Linked DNA regions of Homo sapiens: region 2 is linked to region 1. The links are chromatin loops, found by intact Hi-C in ENCODE. Cell type or tissue: natural killer cell. All regions are shown on one strand. Links, peaks and the distances in the headings refer to the core of each region. The heading gives the core; the rest is flanking DNA.

What was found. A loop is a pair of places that touch in the nucleus more often than their neighbours do. Peaks named below come from ENCODE experiments on the same cell type or tissue, not always from the same donor. Only the 100,000 strongest peaks of a DNase experiment are listed, where the experiment ranks them.
Region 2: a loop joins it to region 1, with 2.2 times the contacts of the local background. A loop is called at or near these places in 11 of 110 quality-filtered maps.

The regions. Positions count from the first base shown.
Region 1 is chr6:108,634,415-108,637,331 of GRCh38, reverse strand. All of the region lies in intron 1 of FOXO3 (forkhead box O3), which reads right to left. Among named protein-coding and RNA genes, the nearest start is that of FOXO3, 75 kb to the right of the region's middle. In natural killer cell, for the core only: no CTCF peak of the experiment used is centred there; a DNase peak (open chromatin) is centred at 1,641.
Region 2 is chr6:108,563,779-108,566,695 of GRCh38, reverse strand. All of the region lies in intron 1 of FOXO3 (forkhead box O3), which reads right to left. Among named protein-coding and RNA genes, the nearest start is that of FOXO3, 4.3 kb to the right of the region's middle. RefSeq lists an enhancer at 996-1,065. In natural killer cell, for the core only: no CTCF peak of the experiment used is centred there; DNase peaks (open chromatin) are centred at 645 and 1,345; H3K27ac peaks cover 1,647 bases.

The DNA of each region.
Region 1 (2,917 bases), core at 256-2,755:
TGTTCTGTATTGTGTCACCGAACCCAGCAGCACCTCGAGAAACTACTGATTCACATGTTCACAAGGAGCTCATCAAACTTAAATGTAACGCAATTTTTTCAAGTGGTGCTAAACTAGACAATTAAGGAAGACAAAAACAGGTAACAGAAAAATAGCCTCTCCACTTTCTATGTGTTCTCTCAATACCTCAATTTATTTTATTTCTTTCACAGCTGCGGAAAACCTCATTAAGGGAAGATATAAAGTTGTAAACTAAAATGAAGGACAGAGGCAATGTTGCTGCTCAATGCCCAGAAACTCTCTCCCTCTGCAGAAGTCTGCATCTCTCCCAGTCCATTCCTACATGTCAGAAAGATCTGCAGGTCCATTTACACAGCCTCCTTATTCGGAACAGGGGGATTTAAATAGAGGTGCTTCAGTGGGACCACCTGGGAGGATGTTGCAGAGCTGCCCAGGTGCCAGGGTCCTGTAACCTCTCAAATTCTTCCAGGGATGCAAATCAGGCTGGATGGACACAGAACATGAAGTCCTTCTCCAGAACACAGCACTTGTGAGTGGCTGCTAGGCTGGGTGGTCTTTGCTTCCTGTGGTTTCTCACCTGGCATATGTCAAAGGAAGGTCCCTTATTCTCTGATCCTCATCCTCACAAACTTCCAGAGCACACCCTGGAGACCTCCATCCCTATTTAAAGGAGGAGGCCACTTCCCAGGATGCACAGTGGTGAAGTGGTGAAGGGCTGGTCTGGTCTAGTCACCGCCTTCCTGAGAATCTAGGATACTAGCATGTGAGTGCTGAAAAAACACTCTAAGATGCTTGGTCTCTTGCCTCATGCACCCCCCACCCCAGCCCAGTTCCACTGGGCTCAACACACAGGGTTTGTTCTATTCCCGAAGGTTTAACCTGTAAGGATGCTGGGTTTACCCTTCCCCTCAGCTAAATGAGCTCTCTAGAGCATACGAAACAGTGATCTCCTGTTTAGAGATCTAGTGAATAAATGCCAAAGAAGTGGACATCTGACATCTGTATTCTCTGTGAGATCAAACTAACACTTGATGTGTGCATACTGCACAAGCTCACCACCCCCAACATCTATGAACAACATCGATACACTAGGTAACACACAGACTGGGACCTGGGCACAAGGATCACTTCAATCTCCAGGTCTTCCTCCCCAGAAGCAGGCAGAGGCACAGAGGTGCTAGTCACATTTCAGAAGCAGCCCATGAACCCAGCCCTCAGAACAATCTGTCTTCTCACTCCCCAGATGGAGGGCTTGCTTCCCTAGCTGAGGAGTGACAAGCTTAATCCCGCTTTGTGCGGGAAGACTGACAAGATTACCACACAACCAATCCAGAGTAGAAACAGCTTTCTTTTTTTCTGAGAAGTCTTATCAAGGAAACTAGTTCTTATACACAAAAGCTGTGCTTTCTAAAAATCTTCCTCCAGTCATCGTAACCAACTCATCATTCATAACCCAGCCCAATCCCTCTGACAGAGGCAGTAGGTCAGCATGGTCCAGAAAACATGAATTCTGCTGTATCTAACTGCCTGTAATTCACACAGCCTTACTTACCACCATCCACCTCTACTAACCACGAGGGCTTCCCCCATTATGCAACTGTACAAGTGGCCAATCGTTTCGCCACCCCTGCTGCAAGGTGCAATGCTATGACAGGATGTGCCTCTCTAGCAGAAAGGCAAGGCACCTCCCAGCACCTCCTGCAGCTCAGCTCCTGACATGTCTAAAGACACTTCTTGTTATAGAATCATGACATTTTATTCTTTTTGTGACACATTTAAAACAAACAAAATTACACAGAATATAACAAACACCTGTGTACCCACTGCTCGACTTTAGCAAATCTTAGTATTGTGCCGTATTTGCTTCAAAAAATTTTAACGAAGCAAAATATTCCAGATACAGGTGAAATACCCTTCGTATTCCCTCTCCTCATTCCATCTCTTTTCTACCTTTCTCAGAAGCAACCACGACCACTATCCCAAAGCTAGTATTTATTATTATTATTATTTTTTTTTGAGATGGAGTCTTGCTCTGTTGCCCAGGCCACAGTACAGTGGTGTGATCTCCGCTCACTGCAACCTCCCGGGTTCAAGAAATTCTCATGCCTCAGCCTTCCAAGTAACTGGGATTACAGGCGCCTGCCACCACACCCAGCTAATTTTTGTATTTTTAGTAGAGATGAGGTTTTGCCATGTTGGCCAGACTGGTCTTGAACTTCTGGCCTCAAGTGTTATCTGCCTGCCTCAGCCTCCCAAAGTGCTGGGATTACAGGTGTGAGCCACCATGCCCGCCATATTTATTATTTTATAAAATTTTAAATTCTTATATGAATATATATATACATGCACACAATGTATATATCAATACCTTATATATAAAATACAAAAACATTATATATAAAATACATAATACTGCTCGCATATTTTTAAACTTTATATAAAAGGTATACCATCCATATTGTTATATACTTGCATTTTTTGCTTAACTTTAAAAAATATTTATTCTTAAGTTTCAAATATATGCAGAAGTAGAAAGACTGTTATAATAAACCCACCCCCATGTACTCATCATCCAGCCTCATGATCCATCTTATCTGTATTAAGATTCACATCTATCCCCTACCCACTCATTCCCCTCCTGACCCTCTAATCACTCTGAAACAAATCCCATACGTGCAAAAAGTTTAAAGGTCTCATGCCTGTTGGAGTTGGCTTTCTAAAGAGAAGCCAAGGCAGAAGGGGGAAGGAAGGACCCAAGTACACAACCTCAAGCACCCTAGATATTATGGCTCAAATCATTAGCAGATGGATCAAACAGGCAAAGAGGAATGCCAGCTGTAGTCAGGCCCAGTAGTCTGAGTGTGAGTTTCTCCTTTCCCAGTGAATTTGGAGCAGG
Region 2 (2,917 bases), core at 171-2,670, 71 kb after region 1:
ATACAAACAAAATAAATTCCATATTCTCTCCAGCCCTGGGAATCTGGAATCTGATGCACCTGCTCTGGGTAAGTGGGGCAACCTGCCAGAATGCACAGGCCTAAACAGTCTTTAAAAAAAAAATAAGATGGGGTTTTGCTATGTGCCCAAGCTGGTCTTGAACTCCTGGGCTCAAGCCTAAACAGCCTTATCTTTGCATTTTCATGAAGATCTTTGAATGGATGGTAAACTTTTGCCAGACCAAATTAAATGACTTATTAGTGAGACAAGGCCTCTTCATTAATTTTCCAAATAAAAGTATCTTGCAGGTTTTAAGTAAGAATCACAAGCAGAGTACTAAGAAGTTTAACTAAAAGATGTTCTTGTATGGTGTCATTTTCTTAAAATAGAACACTCCTAAAATCTCCTAAAAATAAGTCTGCTGTAGTTTCATTTCATTTTCTAAGAAGGAGATAAACATATCAAAACACACACTTAGCTTCTTTTTTAAAGAGTCTCTGTTACATGGGACTCACAGATCAAAGTCTAAAAGGGCCAATTTCTTCACTTCAGAGGTCAATGACACAGCTTTGAAAAAGAGGAAAAACAGTCCCTCTAGTGTACTGGGGCTGTAGAAAGAGGAAGTATATTAGTTGAGAATCACTGACGAAGACACTATTGCCAAAGGAAATTACAAAACGACATTTTGGCAACACGGGCCAAGCAGACAGATTCTTCACACACGACCATAACTGGCCTTTTGGTGAGTTACTCCAAAAGGTGACTGAGGTCAAAATTATGAGCCAATGTGGAATGATTATGACTTAGTCATTTTCAAATTAAAAAAAAATTTAAAACAGAGTTGCAGTTAAAATAACATTTTCCTAATACAGTGTGTTGAAAAGGAACTGGATGTATTAATCTAAAGAACAGAAACAGTGAGGACACAAATAAGCATTATGTGACAGGACAGCCCTCATCTTTTTATCTTGGCAAGAAGCCATAACAATACACATTCTTACATGAAAGAAGACTCGGACTCTTGAAGAATTATCTTCTGCAGCAGCAGCAGCAGCAGAAATCTTAACACAGTATCCCCCACACTTGTGAAATTATGGGAACCACTACAGAAACTCAAGTCTGCCTAATTTGATTACACCCTGACCCATGGGAAAAGCAGATGTGTGCTGTGTATAACGAAATAAGTGATAGATAGGCCTTACCAGGTAAGCCCTGGCGTCCTTAGAGGTCTCCCCAAGACAAGAGGAACTGAGAGAACTCACTTGTTCAATCATGGGTGCAGTGCAAGCTTAATCTGAATTAAAGGAAATGTAACCTTTTCCCCTCTTAACCACATCTGATTGTTCATTTCTACTTTAATGCCCGAGGTAAGGGAACCTGTGAGATAGTCATCATCCTTCTCCCTGACACAGTATCTGACAAATGTAAGTAACCAAGGGCTTCCTCTTTTTGTTAAAATGCTATCCTTCTTACCTCTTTTATCACTTCATAGTTCCTAAGTACCCCTACTGACAGGCACTGGACAGCTATGCAAACATGATACACTCACTCAGCCTCCATCTACATTTGCCCATCCTTTTGATGCTGAAATAATAAGCAAGATGTTTTTAGATTGAGAGGCAAATAAGCCTTTCAGGAAAGCAAGCGCTACTTATGTGAGACTATCCATTACCTAGCAAATGACCTTTTAAAAAAGATCAATTTAAAGAAGAAAATGGAAAACAAAAACCTCTAGAACTGTGGCTACTAATTACCTCTCTACTAACTAGCTGTGTGATCTTAAGAAAGTCATTAGCTTTTCCAAAAATCAGGTTTTTCACCAGTAAAATAAGAGGGTTGAACTAGATCAGAAAACTTCATCCTAACTATACATTAGAATCACCTAAGAAACTTGAAAAAAAAAAACAAAACACAAAACCATCAATGCTAAGCCACACACAAGCCAAATTATATCAAATTCTCTGGGTATTTGTATTTTTCAGAAGTTCCCAGGTAATTCAAACATGCAACCAGGGCTGAGAACCACTGATTTAGATTCTGATCTCTAAGTCCTCTTTTCTAATTCTTTCATTTTATGATGTTAGGGTGATAATTTTGGTTACAAGGTCTCATAATGCAATGGCCCAAATAGCCTGAAAAGAAGTAAGGCCCTGCATACCGTGCCCTTTATGCACACATGACTAGGAGACGTTAACCTGAATTCTAGACATTTTTGGAAGTTAAAAATCCTCTTACATTACTCAGAATGAAAGTAGTGTGGTTTAAATGCACATGCGTGCTTCCAAAATGACTAATCATGACAAGAATCAACTCCTAAACTTGGACACTTGGAAATGGGTCACAATTAGCTCCTGATCTCTCCCTTTTCCCTCTTCTTCCACTAAACCACAAGCACACACAAAAAAAGGTTGCCTATTAGTCATAATCAAAATATAAAACCAGCTCCAGTTTCAAAGGGCCTTCTCCATCATCAAAGATTTGAAAGTTCCTGCATGGCTGCATCTTTTGATGAAGATCATCTTATAAAAACTCTAACAAAATTATATCCCTTTAGTCGTCAAGGATTAGTTGTCATGTGACACTCAGAAATGGAATTGGTAAAAAATTTTAAGGTAAAAGAATCATAAAATGTGTGCCCTGTATTAAGCATATTAAGCCTTGAGAATTTCAATTTACAGTATTTTCTAAGATTTTAGTTGAAGAGAAATGAGATAGCAGAGAAGGGTAAAAAAAAAAAACCATAAGACAAAAAAACGATGACATAAAACCATAAAGTTTATGACTAGTCCCAAAATCTGTATTGCAAGTCCTACAAACTATATGAAAATGTATCTAGCCCAATCTCAATTCGCGGCTACTTTTGGTAATACCATTATCTCATGTAAATCTTCCCCCCAAAAATAAAGTTCATTAAACT